Linked DNA regions of Homo sapiens: region 2 is linked to region 1. A link is a loop called in an ENCODE intact Hi-C map of the cell type or tissue named here. Cell type or tissue: adrenal gland. All regions are shown on one strand. Each heading gives the region's core, and the rest is flanking DNA. Links, peaks and the distances in the headings are about the cores only.

What was found. Hi-C counts contacts between places; a loop is a spot of excess contacts. Peaks named below come from ENCODE experiments on the same cell type or tissue, not always from the same donor. Only the 100,000 strongest peaks of a DNase experiment are listed, where the experiment ranks them.
Region 2: it touches region 1 in a loop (10-fold over the local background); 2 of 110 quality-filtered maps call a loop at or near these places.

The regions. Positions count from the first base shown.
Region 1 is chr1:10,885,314-10,893,637 of GRCh38, forward strand. No RefSeq gene overlaps it. Among named protein-coding and RNA genes, the nearest start is that of CIROZ, 93 kb to the right of the region's middle. In adrenal gland, for the core only: no CTCF peak of the experiment used is centred there; DNase peaks (open chromatin) are centred at 4,055 and 4,370; H3K4me3 peaks cover 694 bases; H3K27me3 peaks cover 2,848 bases.
Region 2 is chr1:10,814,859-10,823,182 of GRCh38, forward strand. LOC105376733 (a long non-coding RNA gene) reads right to left here and starts at 800. Exons shown (of 4, transcript XR_946954.2): 1 at 734-800. RefSeq lists an enhancer at 1,789-2,289. In adrenal gland, for the core only: no CTCF peak of the experiment used is centred there; no DNase peak of the experiment used is centred there.

The DNA of each region.
Region 1 (8,324 bases), core at 91-8,090:
TCTCTTTTCCAGAAAGACTTGTTTGGGTGGGCAAAGATGTATGTAAGGATGTTTGTTACTTTGCCTTTTTGTAATAGAAAATATGTTTAAAAAACCATAAATGTCTATCAATCAGAGATAGGATAAATACGTATAGCATTGCCACACCGAGGAACCCTGAACAGCTACTAAAAATAGTGAGGTAGATCTATGAAAATCTGTAAATATCATGGAAAGATCTGCAAAACATGCTGTCAAGGGCAAAGAAGCAAGTCAGAACAACACATGTGGTGTGATGTCATTTATATAAAAGATAATTGCCGGGCGCCATGGCTGATGCCTGTAATCCCAGCACTTTGGGAGGCTGAGGCGGGTGGATCACGAGGTCAGGAGATCGAGACCATCCTGACTAACACGGTGAAACTCCATCTCTACTACATATACAAAAAATTAGCCGGGCATGGTGGCGGGCACCTGTAGTCCCAACTACTTGGGAGGTTGGGGCAGGAGAATGGCGTGAACCCAGAAGGCGGAGCTTGCAGTGAGCCGAGATCACGTCACTGCACCACTCCAGCCTGGGCAACCGAACGAGACTCCGTCTCAAAAAAAAAAAAAAAAAAAAAAAAAAAAAAAAAAAGATAATGAAGATATTTGAAAAAGGGCAAAGGATTTGAACAAACATTTCTCCAAATAAGCTATACAAACATCCAATAAATGAGAGAAAAAATGCTCACCACCATCAGCCACCAGGGAAATGCAAATCAAAATAACTAAAAAGTACCACTTCACACCCACTAGAATGGCTATAAGCAAAAAGACAGATAATAGGAAGTGTTGGCAATGGTGTGGAGAAATAGGAACCTTTATACACTGCTGGTGGGGTTGTAACCTGGTACAACCACAAAACAGTCTGGCAGTTCTGCAAAATGCTAAACATGGAGTTACCGTATGACCCAACAATTCTACTCCTAGGTATATACTCAAAATAAATGAAAAAGTTTTGCTGACCAGACGTGGTAGCTCATGCCTGTAATCCCAGCACTTTGGGAGGCCGAGGCAGGTGGATTGCTTGAGGCCAGGAGTTCAAGACCATCCTGGCCAACATAGTAAAACCCCATCTCTACTAAAAATACAAAAATTAGCTGGGTATGGTGGCATGTGCCTGTAACCCCAGCTACTGGGAGGCTGAGGTATGAGAATCACTTGAACCTGGGAGGTGGAGGTGGCAGAGAGCCGAGATGGCACCACTGCACTCCAGCCTGGGTGACAGAGTGAGACTCTGTCTCAAAAAAAAAAAAAAAAAAAATTGCCCACACAAAAACTGACACAAGAATGTTCACAGCAGCATTATTCATAATAGCCGGAAATGGAAACCAAATGTCCATTAACCTACGAATGAGTAAGTAAAATGTGGTATATCCATACAATGGGTTATTATTTGACAACGTAAAGGAATGAAATATTGACAATCCATGCTGTGACATGGGCAAACCTTGAAAATATTATACTTCAGTGAAAAAGCAATACACAGTGATGTATGATTGTCTGTTTCCATTTATATGAAATATCCAGAATAAGCAAATCCAAAGACAGGAAATAGACTGGTGCTTTTCTAGGACTGGATACTGAGAGGGAATGAGGAGTGACAGCTGTGGTCACAGGGCTTCTTTTAGGAGTGATGGAAATGTTCTAAAATTGGTGAGGCGATGGCTGCACAATTCTGCATATACTAAAAATCATTCAATTTCGCACTTAATTATTATTTTTGAGACAGGGTTTCATTCTCTTGCCTAGGCTAGGGTGCAGTGGTGTGATCATAGCTCACTGCAGCCTCCAACTCTTGGCCTCAAGCGATCCTCCCATCTCAGCTTCCCAAGTAGCTGGGATTACAGGCGCACACCATGACACCCAGCTAACTTCTGCATTTTCCGTAGAGACTGAGTCTTGCTATGTTGTCCAGGCTGGTCTTGAACTCCTGACCTCAAATGATCCTCCTGCCTCAGCCTCCCAAAGTGCTGGGATTACAGGCATGAGTCACTGCACCCAGCTGAATTTTACACTTTAAATTAGGTGAACTGTATGGTATGTAAATTATATCCCAATAAAGCTATTTTTAAAAAAGATAATTAAGATGTTTGCACGTGATGCTTTCCCACTGGTTAATCACAGCTGAGGGAGTGGACTCTCACCCACAGTCCAAGTACCCCTGAATGGATCTCCTTTAAAATCCGTGGTGAACAATCTACGATGAACAAAATCTTAAAAGTTTAAATATCAGGATCAGTATTCTGATTTTTCCTTTGCTCCAGGCTCCAATATGTCTCAGCTAGGCAGTTACTGATCTTGTCTGTATTTAAAATTTTGATATGTTGTTCACCACAAAAATTTTTGCATTAATTTTGCTTTTAAAAAGTATTCCATTAGGGCCGGGTGCAGTGGCTCACAGCTGTAATCCCAACACTTGGGGAGGCTGAGGCGGACGGATCACTTGAGTGCAGGAGTTCGAGACCAGCCTGGACAACATAGTGAAACCCTGTCTCTACTAAAAATACAAAAATTAGCCAGGGGCTGGGCGCGGTGGCTCATGCCTATAATCCCAGCACTTTGGGAGGCCCAGGCGGGTGGATTATTTGAGGTCAGGAGTTCTAGACCAGTCTGGCCAACATGGTGAAACCCCATCTCTACTAAAAATACAAAAAATTAGCTGGCGTTGTGGCACGCCCCTGTAGTCCCAGCTACTTGGGAGGCTGAGGTATGAGAATCACTTGAAGGCAGGAGGCAGAGGTTGCAGTGATCCGAGATGGCGTCACTGCACTTCAGCCTGGACGACAGAGTGAGACTCCATCTCAAAAAAAAAAAAAAAAAAAAAAAATTAGCCGGGCATAGTGGTGCAAGCCTATTATAAATTCCAGCTACTCGGGAGGCTGAGGTGGGAGGATCGCTTCAGCCCAGGAGATCGAGGCTGCAGTGAGCCTGGGCGACAGAGTGAGACCTTGTCTAAAATAAATAAATAAATAAATAAATAAATTGCACGAAAGTATTATTTATCTTGATTTCTGAGGGGTTTTTGGCGCCCCCTGAAGTTTTGCACTCAAGTGCCTCATTCGCGCCCTACCCAGGTCCCCGCCCAGGATCACAGGATTTGTGACCCTGGCCTTGGCCTTGTCCCTAAAACCGTCACCCGGGTCTCCCAGGCGAGAGGGGCGGGAGGCTCCAGACGCCCAGAGCCCACAGCTTCCCGCCCGGGGCGGCTGAGCGGTCCCGGGGAGAGCCCTGGAGAGAGACAGAGAAGGGGAGGCGTGGAGCGGGGCCCCCACAGCAGAAGAGGGGCAGGAGGGAGGCGAGAGGGGGCCGGAGTCTGGCCCGAGACAGAAGGGGCGGAGGGGCGCGGGGTGGACGCGGCCCGGGGGTCCCAGACGGGGCGCCCCTCCCCACCCGGCCCGCCCTGCCCCACCCCCCGGCGCGGGAGGCCCCTGCTCCGCAGTCGGCGGCGCCCGGGGGAGGGGGCGCTGTGGGGGCTCCCGGCCGCCCGCCGCCTGATGCGTATCGATCGCAGCCCGGGGTCGACGCGGGGGCACCAGCTGCCGGCGGGCGGGGCGACCGCACATTAGCGCGGCCGGGACCACTCCCCGGAACGCGGGCCGGGCAGCCCATTAGACGCCCCCGGGCGGCCGGGCGACCACTGCACGGGCGGGGCGAGGCTGGCTCCAAGCAGGCGGCCCCTGGGCGGCCGGGGCGGGCGGGCTGCGGGCGCAGCAGGGGGTGCCAGGCCTGGCTCGACGGGCGAGGCTGCAGGCCCCTCCGAATCCCCGGCACGCCCGCCCCGGCTGGCTGGCTCCCTCCGTTTCCCGAACTGCGCTCCAGCCTCCAGACCTTTGCCCGCGCTCTGCCCCCTGCCAGGGACGCTCCCCTGCCATCGCTCCTCACCAAGCCTAACCCCGCTCGTTTTCTGGCTCCCTGCTTATTAGTGGGTTCCTTGAGGAGATTGTCCTGACACCTCTGATCCAGCCGCTGGCCTTGCACTTCTTCAACCGACCCCATGAAAGCATCTAGCTCCCCGGTACCGAAGGCATAAACACAAAAGCAGCAGGAGGCAAAACCAGCACAGCTCACAGGCGCTTCTGACAGGGAGCTCCCAGTCCGATTCCCTCTTCTGATCCCTGAGAGCAGGAGAGTATTGGGCAGAATTGGGGATGAATTAGAATCTACCACTTAACAGCTGCCCGACCTTGGGCAAGTGACTTAGCTTCTCTGGGCCTCGTTCCCACATCTGCAGCTTCATCGAGGCCTGGTGGGAAAAGGTCCATGTGGATCCTAATTCCTGCCCCCAGCGGGAGACTCCCAGAAATCAGTACCCAAGCTGGGGAGGGGACTGGAAACCCCATAAGGAGAGGTGGGCTCTGCACGCACTGTGGAATCTCCAGCGGGGTGTGGGGCAGACGGGAAACAGGCCATCCTCAGGCGCTGCTAGGGGCCTAGAATGGGGAAACTCCACACAGGCAACCTGGCAATCTAATGGGAGATGGCATCTCCCATCTAAGGCCAGCACCTCCCGCTGGGCCCCGGACTCATCCCTCTCACTGCCTGGGGACAGCGCTCCAACTCCATTTCAAGCGACAGGAGCTGTCTCTGTCTTGGGCTCATCAGCCTCATTTCTCCCTTAACCCCACCTCCCCTCCACTACCATCCTATTCTCAGACTCAGAGAGCTCCGGTTCCTCTCCTCCCATCCTCTGTGTCACTAACTGCTCTAATCTAGGGTCCAGGTAGCAAAGCCCAGTCATCAGCTCGCAGCCATTGTTCTACGAGTCCCATCAGTGCACTGGACCCAGTGGTCCCTACGCCCTCCTGAACGTTCCTTATTTGGCTGTTCCTCCCCGTTTTCTTCAGCTGCTCCTTCCAGTCTCCTCTGCAGCTTCCTCTTCCTCGTCCTCACCATAAACACCCAAGCATCCTCTGACTCTTCTCCACGTGCCCCCTCCCTCCGAGATCCCCTGCGTGCCTCTACTCTTTAAACACCAAGCGTATGCCGACAATTTCTAAACTTCTATCTGTGGCTCAGTTCTCTCCCCAGAGCCCCCCGCATGTCCATAGCCTGTCTGCTCCACATCTGCACTTGGAGAAGAGGCGGAGCTGCCTCTGCTCATACAGCCCTTAGCCAGCTAGGAGAAAGTGACTTTCTAAGGCAAAAGAAACTTTCTTTAAAACTTGGCACTGCACATGATTCCATCCAACGGCGGGAAGGCTGGATGGGAGGAGGCAAAGCGCACCCGCTTGCTCCAGGCCTGGCCAGGCAGCCCAGACTGGTCCTTGCGAAGGGAGGGGGAGGGGCACTGGCTCTGGGGTTTAATCAGTAGCATCCAGCTTCAGTTCTTCTCAACAGCAATTCCATAAATCAAACTTCTTGTTAAATCTGTGGCCAGAGCATATGCATCCCGTTAGAAGCAGTGCCGGGGCTGGGGCATGGTAGTGCCCCCACAGTCACCCCCTTAGCTTGGCCTGGGTTGGCTCGGAAGCAGCTTTCCTGGGGGCAGCATCCCAGGCCAGGCACACACTCCTGCTCACCCACACCAGGCACTAAGGCAACAGTCACACTCTGACCACTCCCCCCACCACCCCTGCCCTGTAATGCAGGCTTAACAGGTTTAGACTTGGGTGGAGGTGGAAATTGGGCATCCCAAAGAGGCTGTGAGCAAGAGGAGCAGCCTCAGGGGCCGCTCTGAGTGTGACTGCAATAGAACACTGTCCTTACCTGTGTGCAGGACCTGGAAGGTAGACAGGTCTATGATCAAAATGAAACCCCCTCGGTTATGCTGCCCTGGTATCATGTACAACCTGTGCAACCTTAACTGACAGTCCTGCTAATAGGTGCCTGTATTAGTCAAGATAAGATAAATTATGCTGTTGTGACAAACAACATTAAAATCTCAGTGTCTTAGAACAACAAAGGCTTATTTCTTTCTGATGATACACGTCCAGGGCAGGTAGGCAGGGGGCTTTCCTTCATGAGTCACTCAGTAACCCAGGTTAATGGAGGTTCCACCTCAGTGCCTCCTCCTTAGGCAGCCTCAGGACAGAACCGTCGGAGTTGGAGGTGATTAAATGCCCTGACCCAGAAATCACACATATGATTCCCACCCACAACTCTCTGGCCAGAGCTAGTCTCATGGCCACATCTAACTTCAATGTGGCAAGATGTACCATCCTCCTATGCACCCAACAGAGAACAGGGTACCAAGCTCTCAGTGATATCTGCCTCAGCACCCCAAACATAACATGTTCCAACCAAATTCCTCCCAGGCTTCCCAGCTGTGCTAATGGCATCTCCCCTTCTCCAAGGCTTGGGAGTCCTGGATTCCTCTCTTTTAAAAATATCCCACAGCCAGCCGGGCACGGTGGCTCATGCCTGTAATCCCAGCATTTTGGGAGGCAGAGGCGGGTGGATCACCTGAGGTCAGGAGTTCAAGACCAGCCTGGCCAGCATGGTGAAACCCCGTCTCTACTAAAAATGCAAAAAAAAAAAAAAAAAAATAGCTGGGCGTGGTGGCACATGCCTGTGGTCCCAGCTGCTTGGGAGGCCGAGGAAGGAGAATTGCTTGAACCCGGGAGGCAGAGGTTGCAGTGAGCTGAGATTTGCCACACTCCAGCCTGGGAGACAAGAGTGAAATTCCATCTCAAAAAAAAAAAAAAAAAAAAATATATATATATCCCACAGCCAGGTGATTTGCAAACCCTGTCAACTGTATTTTCAAAATTCATCCAGAAGGAAACCACTTCTTTCCAGCCCACACTACCCGCCTGGGCCGAGCCACCATCATCCTGGACTGTCACAGCAGCCTCCGAGATTCTACCTTTGCCCTCTATGGAAAGTCTCCACTCAGCAGCCAGAGGGATCTTGTTAGACATAAGCCAGATCACATCGCCGCTCTGCTTCAAACCCTCCATGGCTCCCACTGGCACCAGAGAAAAGCCGAAGTCATCACATTGGCCCTCAGAGCCTTGCCATCTGCATCTCCTCCATTATCTCTCTGATCTCACTTCCTCCCACCTCACTTCTCACTCTACTCCAGCCCCACTGGCCTCCTTGCTGCTCCTGGGACAGTCAGGCCACTCTGCCCCAGGGCCTTTGCACTTGCAGGTGCCTCTGCCTGGAGTGCTTTCCTTTCAGATCTCAAAAGGGCTCTCTCCTTCACCTTCCTCAAGACTTGGCATGAATATCTCTTTCTTGGGGATATTCCCTGACCTTCCTATTTGAAATTGCATGCCCACTCCTATACTCTCTTTCTCTTTCTTTCTTTCTTTTTCTTTTTCTTTCTTTCTTTCTCTCTCTCTCTTTCTTTCTCTCTCTCGCTCCCTCCCTCCCTCTCTTTCCTTCTTTCTTTCTTTCTCTCTCTCTCCCTCCGTCCCTCCCCCTCTGTCTCTTTCATTCTTTCTCTCTCCCTCCCTCCCCCCTTCTTTCTTTCTTCCTTCCTTCCTTTCTCCCTCCCTCCCTTCCTCCTTTCTTTCTCTTTCTTTTTCTTTCTTTCTCCTCTCTCCCTCCCTCCCTTTCCTTCCTTCTTCTTTCTTTCTCTTTCTTTTTCTTTCTTTCTCTTTCTTTCTTTCTTTTTTTCTTCCTTCCTTCCTTCCTTCCTTTCTCCCTCCTTCCTTCCTTCTTTCCCTCCCTCCCTCCCTCCCTCCCTCCCTCCTTTCTTTCTTTCTTTCTCTTCCTTCTTTTCTCTCTTTTTTATTTTTTGAGACAGAGTCTCACTCTGTCTCCCAGGCTGGAGTGCAGTGGCACAATCTCAGCTCACTGCAACCCCCGTCTCCCAGGTTCCAGCGATTCTCACGCCTCAGCCTCCAGAGTAGCTGGGATTACAGGCATGCACTATCACACCTGGCTAATTTTTTGTATTTTTAGTAGAGATGGGGTTTCACCATGTTAGCCAGGTTGGTCTTGAACTTCTGACGTCAGGTGATCTGCTTGCCTTGGCCTCCCAAAGTGCTGGGATTACAGGCACGAGTGGCCACACCCAGTCCCCTCTACCTGCAGTAGCATTTTTTTTTTTTTTGGCCAGGAGACTTGCCACCTTTTAACAATGTTAAGATTATACTTACTGTGTTTACTGTCTGTTGCCCCAACTAGAATGTAGGGCAGAGATTTTTATCTGTTTGGTTCACTGCTATTTACCTATCATTTGTATATGTATATATACATATGGCGTAGTGGCTAAGAGCTCAGACTCTGGAACCAGACTGCTGGTTCAAGAACCAGCTTTGCTACTTTCTGTGTGATTTGGGGCAATTCACTTGACTTCTCTGACTCTCAGTTTGCTCATCTGTACAATGGGAATAAGCCAGGCACAGTGG
Region 2 (8,324 bases), core at 12-8,011, 71 kb before region 1:
AGTCCCATGTCACGAGAAACCCCGCAGTCCAGCACAAGCTGGGACAGTGGATCAAACTCCCAGTTGCCCCCAAGGAGGGTGGAGGGAGGGAGAAGAGACCTGACATTGTGGGCCAGACAGTCTCTATGACGCCTTCACCCCAGGGTGGGACTCACACAGCCTCCAGGACCTGAAGCCCCTCTGCACAGGTGGCTAGACCTCGGGGAGGGCCAACTAGGGGACCTGGAGCGCTGAAGGATCTGTGGGTGGCAGAGGCCGGGGCCCTGGCCTTGGAGCTGTGGCTCTGATAGTGTTCCCAGCCTGCATCAGCTCTGAGGCCCTGCCTCCTGCAATATTTGCTTAACAATCAGCCCAGAAACTGCATTGTTCAGGACAGAAATGAAAAACATTAGGCTGGGGCTTGTTTTTCTTCCCTGTCCAAATTCTTCTGGGCCCTTGGGAGAGGAGACCGTATCTTGGCACCACCCTCTCAAGAACAGGCAGAGGCGGGAGTGTGAACTCCTGGGTTCAATTTCCCACCTCTACTAACCTAGGAGCTTGGGGGCAGGTCCTGAGTTTCCCCAAGTGCTCAAGAGGGGGAACTTCAGCCTGGGAGCTTACTAGGGCCGGAGAATCTGTGGTTAAGCTAAAATAGCTGTCACCCCATGCACTCTTACTGAAGCCTCAAGACCATCCACGGAGAGAGTCTCACTCCCATTTTATAGATGAAGGTGTTGAGGCTCAGAGCACTCACCCCAACCAGCATGAACACCAAAGCCAGTCCGTGGAGGCGGAAGAGTGAGCGGCTATTTGGCATCTCAGGGGAGCCAAAGGCTTCTGAGAAATGGGCCTGGTCTGTTTTGTTTGCTGGCTAAACACCTTTATCGAGGGCTGAGGAAGTAGGCGGGACGAAGAGGCAGAGGGAGCCCTGCACCTTTCTCCAGAGTCGACACCTACCAGCACTCTTGGGGGCCCTTAGAGAGGAGGGCTGCCCTCTGTGCCCAGTGCCCACTTTCCCCAGCTCCAGCCCAAAGGGGTAAGAGCCCTGACAGGCCCCTGCCCCTGCTCGGCTCCCAGCTCTTTCCCTGACACCCACAGGAGGGGGAGGAGGCAGGCGTGCCTGGCTCACCTGCCAAGGCTGGCAGCCTGGCATGCAAATGGGTGTGGGGCAGAGACTGAAGGTGCCCAGACAGGGGTGTGGGCACCTGACAGAGGCCAGGCAGGGTCAGGCTGGCTGCTGGAAAGGAAGGTGGGCAGGTGCTCCCAAGCCCCTCTGTGTTCCGGGCATGTGAAATGCATCGTCTTACGTCCTCACAGAAACCTCAGGAGGTGGACTTGTCCTCATCTCTGTGTTCTGGGGTGGTGGGGAGGAAACTGAGGCTCAGAGAGGTCACTTAATGGCAGAGCTTGAATTCAAACCCAAGCCTTTCTGACTCTCCCCCTGACACAACCCACATCAGCCAGATGGCATTAAGAGACAGCTCCAGGGTCAGGCCTCACACATTCAAATCCTGACTCTCCCATTTTACAGCCGCTGCAGAAATTACATCCTGGGCCTGGGCCTCCGTTTCTTCATCTGTAAAATGGGTCACTAACACGACCTCTTCATAAGGTTATCATGAGGGCACATGAAATCGTGCATGAAAAGTGCCAAGCACGTACTAGGTGCCTGACGGGGTAGCCATTGCTATCCCTATCTGTCATCCGTGGAATCACCTTACTGCTTTATGACACAGGCTGTCTCTTTAAAAGCAGCAAGACTGGCAGGGGGTCCTACACTGGAACCTGGTTCCCTGTCGCTCCCCACCCTTATTCCTTGGAAGATACTTGTTATTCTCAGCCTCCGTTCTGGCCCATTCTAAATGCCCTGGTCTTGCCAGGACTATGCGAGATCATATTTGTCTGTGGCCTGAGCAGGGATACCCTGATGGACCCTCATTCCCACAGATGCCCACTACCCTTCCTTGTCCATGGTGGGGAAGGGGCACTTCGGTCTGAGGCCGGGGGCCTGGGTTTGCGCCTCAGCTCATTGTCAAACTCAAGCAAGAGCCTCTCCCAGCTCTAGGCCTCTAGGCCGCTACCCTAAGTAGCTGCTGTCCTTGGTAGGGGAAGAAGATTTGAGAACTCATGCCCTGATTGCCCTGCCTGGGGCGACTGGGGGGCACAGTTCCTGTCTGCATCTATAAGCCCTCGGGGTCCCAAGAGGCTAAGATGTAGGAGTCCCAGAACGAGCCGGAGGAAGAGGAGAGGGAATTCTGCCGCCCAGGCTCCCCTGGGATTCTGCAGCCTCCTCCTTGATGGCTGCTGGCCCTGCCCACCTGCCGTTCTTGCAGTGGCAAACCTGAGCCCACAGTCCCCTGCTCAAAGCCCATCGGAGGCTCCTGGGGCCTGCAGGGCCTGGTCCAGGTCCCTTCACATGACTCGCAAGGTCCCACCACCCTCTCTGGCCTCACCCTCTCCTCTCTTCGCTGGGGCTCCCCCTCTCCAATGCACTGGCCTGCACTCACTTCCCCAGGCCCAGGTGGTCTAGCCCCCACCTTTGCCCCTGCTGTGGCTTCCCAGGGAATGCTCTTCCTACCTGCTCCCTGCCCCCACCCCTCTGTTGTAAGGTCTCAAATGAGACAGCACCTTCCTGGCTCCTGCCTCCCTAGCCTTGACCCCCCTGCAAGTTCCCAGAAACTCTGGCTTTTCCTGCGTGTAGGACATCACCTGGTCCCTGTCTTCAGAGAAGGACATGAAGCAAGCCCACTGGTACTGGCACCTTCATTCAGCTCATTCTTCAACCAGCAAGGATTTATTGAGCACATACTATGAACAGCTGCCAGGGCTGAGCCTGGGGTGCTTGCGCCCCTGAGGACTGGAGCCCTCAGACCCAGGGGGTATGGGTGGAAGAAGAACTTGGCTATTTAGAAAGGGACTCTAGGAAGGCACATGTCATCTCCTCTCCTCCAGGCCTGAGAGCATATACAAGGCCAGTACCATGAGCTAATAATATTTTACTTTTCCCCGTAGAGCACAGCATTGGGCTTGGCATACAGTAGGGGCTCAACCAATGCAGGCAGAAGAGAACTGACAGATGATAAGGTTTTCTTTCTTTCTTTCTTTCCTTCCTTCCTTCCTTCCTTCCTTCCTTCCTTCCTTCCTTCCTTCCTTCCTTCCTTTCTTTCTTTCTTTCTTTCTTTCTTTCTTTCTTTCTTTCTTTTTCTTTTTTGAGACAGAGTCTTGCTCTGCCGCCCAGGCTGGAGTGCAGTGGTGTGATCTCGGTTCACTGCAACCTCCGCCTCCCGGGTTCAAGTGATTCTTGCACCTTAGCCTCCCAAGTAGCTGGGATTACAGTTGCCCCCAACCATGCCTGGCTAATTTTTGTATTTTTAGTAGAGGCAGGGTTTCACCATGTTGGCCAGGCTGGTCTCAAACTCCTGACCTCAGATGATCCACCCGCCTCGGCCTCCAAAAGTGCTGGGATTATAGGCATGAGCCACCGTGCCTGGCCAAAGATAACCCTACACCAGGAACTTCATGAGTTCCAGGAGGGAAAGGCAGACTAGTGTGTGTTGCAGCAGGCAGGGAGGGCTTCCTGAGGGAGGTGCTGAGAACAGGGCCTTGAAGCCCGTGGAGGCTCAAAGTAGTTGGGAGGGAGGAGGGCGGATGCTTTCTAGGGATTGTGGAGACCAGGATACAGGCAACAGGAGCAAGAGGCGTGAGGTTGAAAGCAGGTGGGAGGGGTGGGGCATCTGTACAAACATCGTGGGTGATGTTTAGGAGAGTGCCAGGCTGTGCCTCTGGCCACCACCATACCTAAGACCCCTAAGTCTTGCTCTGGCTGGGGGTGACTGCGGGCCACAGTTCTTGTCTGCAGGGAAACCAATGGCTGCAGTTAAAGACAAGGCTGCCCTCCCCCCAAGCTCCAGAGACTGGGGAGTGCCCCGGGCAGGGCTTGCCCAGACCTGGCACTCCAGCTGCACCCTCCGCCCTGGGACATCTTGTACCCAGGAGGACCTATTAAAGGGACAAAGGTCCCCATGGGGTGCAGGCACCCCAGGCTCAGCCCTGGCAGCTGGCCCGGGCTTGGGCTGCAGCAGGAACCCCCACTCTCAGCTCTGCCATGTCAAGGCTCAGGGCAGAGAGGGAGGGATCTTGGTCTCAGGTCCATCTCCCTTGGGGCAGAGCCACCCCAGTTGTGTGAGGACGGGACACTGCCTGGCAGGTGCTCTCCCTCTGGCAGGGCACAGGCCGCTGGCAGTATGTACAGCACTTCAGTCTGGATTCTGGGATCCAGCGGTCTTGAGTTCGAATCCTGATTTTGCCCCTGCCCAGCGGTGTGAACTTGGGCAAGCGACTTGACCTCTCTGAGCCTCAGTTTCCTCATCTCTGAATAAAACAGGGTTAAGAATAGTCCTGGTTATTCATGATCCAGTGAGAACCTGCCCCAAACACTGCAGAGCATGACGCAAAGTCAGTGTTCAGTGAATGGGAGCTGCTGCTTGCTGTTCTTGGGAGAGAGGGATGGGCAGATGGGCACCACAGGAGTCCTTGGGCTCTTGTGGCAGGTCCTGGAGGAAAGGAAACAGCTTTGAGAGATGTGTAGAGATGGGAGGCTGCGTCCCCTCCCTGGAGGTGCTCTGGGGACCCAGCCAGGTGTGGGGGTGATGAGGGTGTTGGTAGAAGCCCCATTGGGTGGGGGAGTGGGGGTGGTCTCCTCCACAGAGGCCTCCTCAGGTAGCGCAGGCCATGGGCTTCTGTATTGCTGAATCAGGGTGTGGGGGCAATCAGCTGGGTGATTGTCGCTGAATGTTATTATCCTTGATAAGAACCAGATTAAACGGGGGAGGGGGCAGAGGGGAGAGAGGGCGGAGAGAGGGGCGGGAGGGCGAAGGAGGGAAGCAAAGTGCAGCCTCCCTCTTGCTGAGCCAGCCCTTGGCTGCTCTCGGGCTGGTCAGGGCCCAGTTAGGACCCCAGAGTCAAGCTCCTTCCAGGGGGCACTGGGAGGGGCGGGGATAGAGGGACTCGTGGGTGAGCTGCCAGGCGTGGGCCAGGCTGGCCAGCGGAAGGAGAGGTACAGACCTCCCACGCCGAGGGTGCCCACACAGGCCCCAACTCTGGTCCTCGGCAGCCAGCCATCACCTAGGGCTGCCTGCTGAGACGCCCCAACCGGGGACAGGAGCCAGTGACCCTGGGAAAACCAAGCCCATGCTGCCAGCCTCCGTTTCTCCACCAGTAAGCTGTGTGATGAGTGTGCCTCCTGCAAGGCTCAGGGTGAGGAGGAAACAAGGTGGAGGGGGCAGGGTGTCGGCCACACAGAGACACACCTCCCTCCTCCCACCGCATCCTTCCACAAAATCAATGACGCTCTGACGCCGTCTTTGCCCGGCTTTGCCCTTGTCCCTTTCCCTCTCTTGCCATCATGGGGGCCTAGCTGGGGGACCCGCTGACCCTCTGCCCCATTCTTTCCAAGCCTCCGGATACTTCCCCACCGTGGGAAGCAGGCAAGGCCCAACGTTCCCATTTTACAGATGGGGAAACTGAAGCCTAGAGAGGGATAATGGCTGCCCAAGACCAGAGTTGGAACCCAGGAGTCCCGGCTCTCTGTCCAGGGCACTTTGACCTTCTTGGCCAGCCTCCCCGCCACTCTGACACCTGGCTGGGGTGGGGGCCTGGCCTAGAGGGCCCCAGACTGCTGGGGTGTTGGGCTGGTGTGACTGAAGAGCCCCCAACCCCTGGAGGTGTCTCTGCTCCGGGGACAGGACTCCCTAGGACGGGCCCCACAGGCATTCCTGGCCATCAGGGAAGGCTATAAAAAGCAACACTTTTCAGCCCCAGAGTGTGACCTGTGTGACTTCACAGAATCCAGGGAAAAACACAGATAACCTTGGGGAGGCCTGACCTTCAAGAGGGGTGGGAACAGGAAGGGGGCACCCCGGGGCCGCAGCTTGGCCTGGGCTGGGGACGGGGCCTGGGGGTACGGTGTGAAATGAAGCATGGAAGCTCACTGGAATAATGATAATAATCACCGCTATTATTTTATTTATTTATGTATTTATTTTGAGACAGTCTTACTCTGTTGCCCAGGCTAGTGTGCAGTGGTACAATCTCAGCTCACTGCAACCTCTGCCTCCTGGGTTCAAGCAATTCTTGTGCCTCAGCTTCCCCAAGTACCCGGGACTACAGGTGCCTGTCACCACACGCAGCTAATTTTTGTATTTTTAGTAGAGACGGGGTTTCGCCACATTGGCCAGAGTGGTCTCAAACTCCTGACCTCAGATGATCCGCCCACCTTGGCCTCCTAAAGTGCTGGGATTACAGCCATGAGCCACCGCACCCAGCCTGCTGTTATTCTTCTGTGGGCTACTGGTATTCAGGACTGGCCACAGGCAGGCTCTGTGCATCAACTCCAGGGTCCTCCCCACTCCCGAAAGATGGATCCTAATGTAATACCCCATTTGACAGACCAAGGGATGGAGGCTTAGAAAGGACCAATAATCACACAGCGCGTAAGGAAAGGAGCTGAGCTTCACAGTCCCCCACCGCGCCCCACTCAGCACACTCCGTATTTCAGCCACGCCAACACTGGTTCTTCTTGTCTTGGGACCCTCATACTAGCTGCTCCCTCTGGCTTGAGAGCTTGTCTCCTCTCTTTGCCAATTAAATGCCTCTCTGTCTTTCAGAGTTCAGCTAGAACTTCATCTCCTTAGACAGGCTTTCTGGACAACCTTGCTCATTCATTCACTCATTCATTCAGCACATATTTATTGAGCACCTACTATGTGCCAAGCCCTGTGTTGAGTGCTGGTGACACAGCAGTGACCAAACTAACAAAATCCCTGGCCTTAAGAAACTAACATCTGAGTGGATCATTAATTGTGAGCTTCACTAGCAGGCAGAGCTGGCCCCACTCTGGGGAGATGAAGCCCTGGGATAAACTGGCACGTCTTCCCAATCCATCAGTTTCTTTCTTAAATTTTGGGTGGGGGAGCATTAACTTTTCTTTTTTTTCTTTTTTTTTTTTTTTTTTGTTGAGACAGAGTCTTGCTCTGTGGCCCAGGCTGGAGTACAGTGGCACCATCTCAGCTCACTGCAACCTCCGCCTACCGAGTTCAAGCGATTCTCCTGCCTCAGCCTCCCGAGTAGCTGGGATTACAGGCGCCCGCCATCACACCTGGCTAATTTTTGTATTTTTAGTAGAGACGGGGTTTCGCCATGTTGGCCATGCTGGTCTCAAACTCCTGACCTCAAGTGATCCACCCGCCTCGGCCTCCCAAAGCGCTGAGATTATAGGCATGAGCCGCCGCACCTGGCCAACTTTTGTTTTTTTTTTTTTTTTTAGAGACAAGGTCTCACTCTGTCTCCCAAGCTGGAGTGCAGTGGTGTGAACACAGCTCACTGCAGCCTCGACCTCCTGGACTCAAGTGATTCCTGGCTCAGCCTCCCTTGTAGCTGGGACCACAGGTGCTTGCCACCACACCTGGCTAATTTTTAAAAATTTTTTGTAGAGATGGGGTCTCACCATGTTGCCCAGGCTGGTCTTGAACTCCTGGTCTCAAGCACTCTCCCCCGCTCGGCCTCCTAAAGTGCTGGAAATCAGGTGTGAGCCACCACGCCCGACCTGCATTAACTTTTATTTAAGCAACACAAATCCCTTATGGAATAGCACATCAAACTTACATAAACTTGTAAGAGATACTCTAGACTGAAGGGGGCCCTTGGAGCCACCATCAGGGCACCCTGGGTAGCGGCCACCCTTAGTTGGGGGAGAAGGTTTGAGACCTCATGCTCTCATTGCGCTGCCCCAGCCTGAGAAAACCAGGCCTTCAGAGCACTGGGCTAAGGGCTGAATTTCTCTGGGCTACCCTCAGAGCAGGGAAAGTCAGAAGGGTCTGAAAGCCAGGAACCCCGAGTTCCAGCCAGGGCTCTTACTCTGCCTGCTGTGTAACCTTGGGCAAGTCACCCCACCTCTCTGAGTCTTTGTTTTCTTGTGGGTAAAATGACTGGCATATAATAGAGCTCTGCTAGGATCCCAGCAGGCCCTACAAACCTGTCTGATTCTAAAGCCAAGTTCGGCTGGCCGGCTTCGTGCAGTTCTACATCCTCTTCCGGCCTCCTCTCCTCTTCCGTAGGCTTCCTTCTCCTTCCCTGCCTGGACAATGCCCCCAACCCCATCGGTCCTAGTGGTACCTCCAGCCCAAGCCCCAGCTGCAGGCAGCCATCCTGCCCCACCCCTCCCCGGGTTCTGAGGAAAGAAAAAGGAGAGGCAGAAGGAAGGTCACATTTCTCGCTTGGCTCGCTGCCTGGTTTTCATCAGGCCCGCTGCCTAATTTTCCTGGGCGGCACTCACTTTCTTGGCCAGT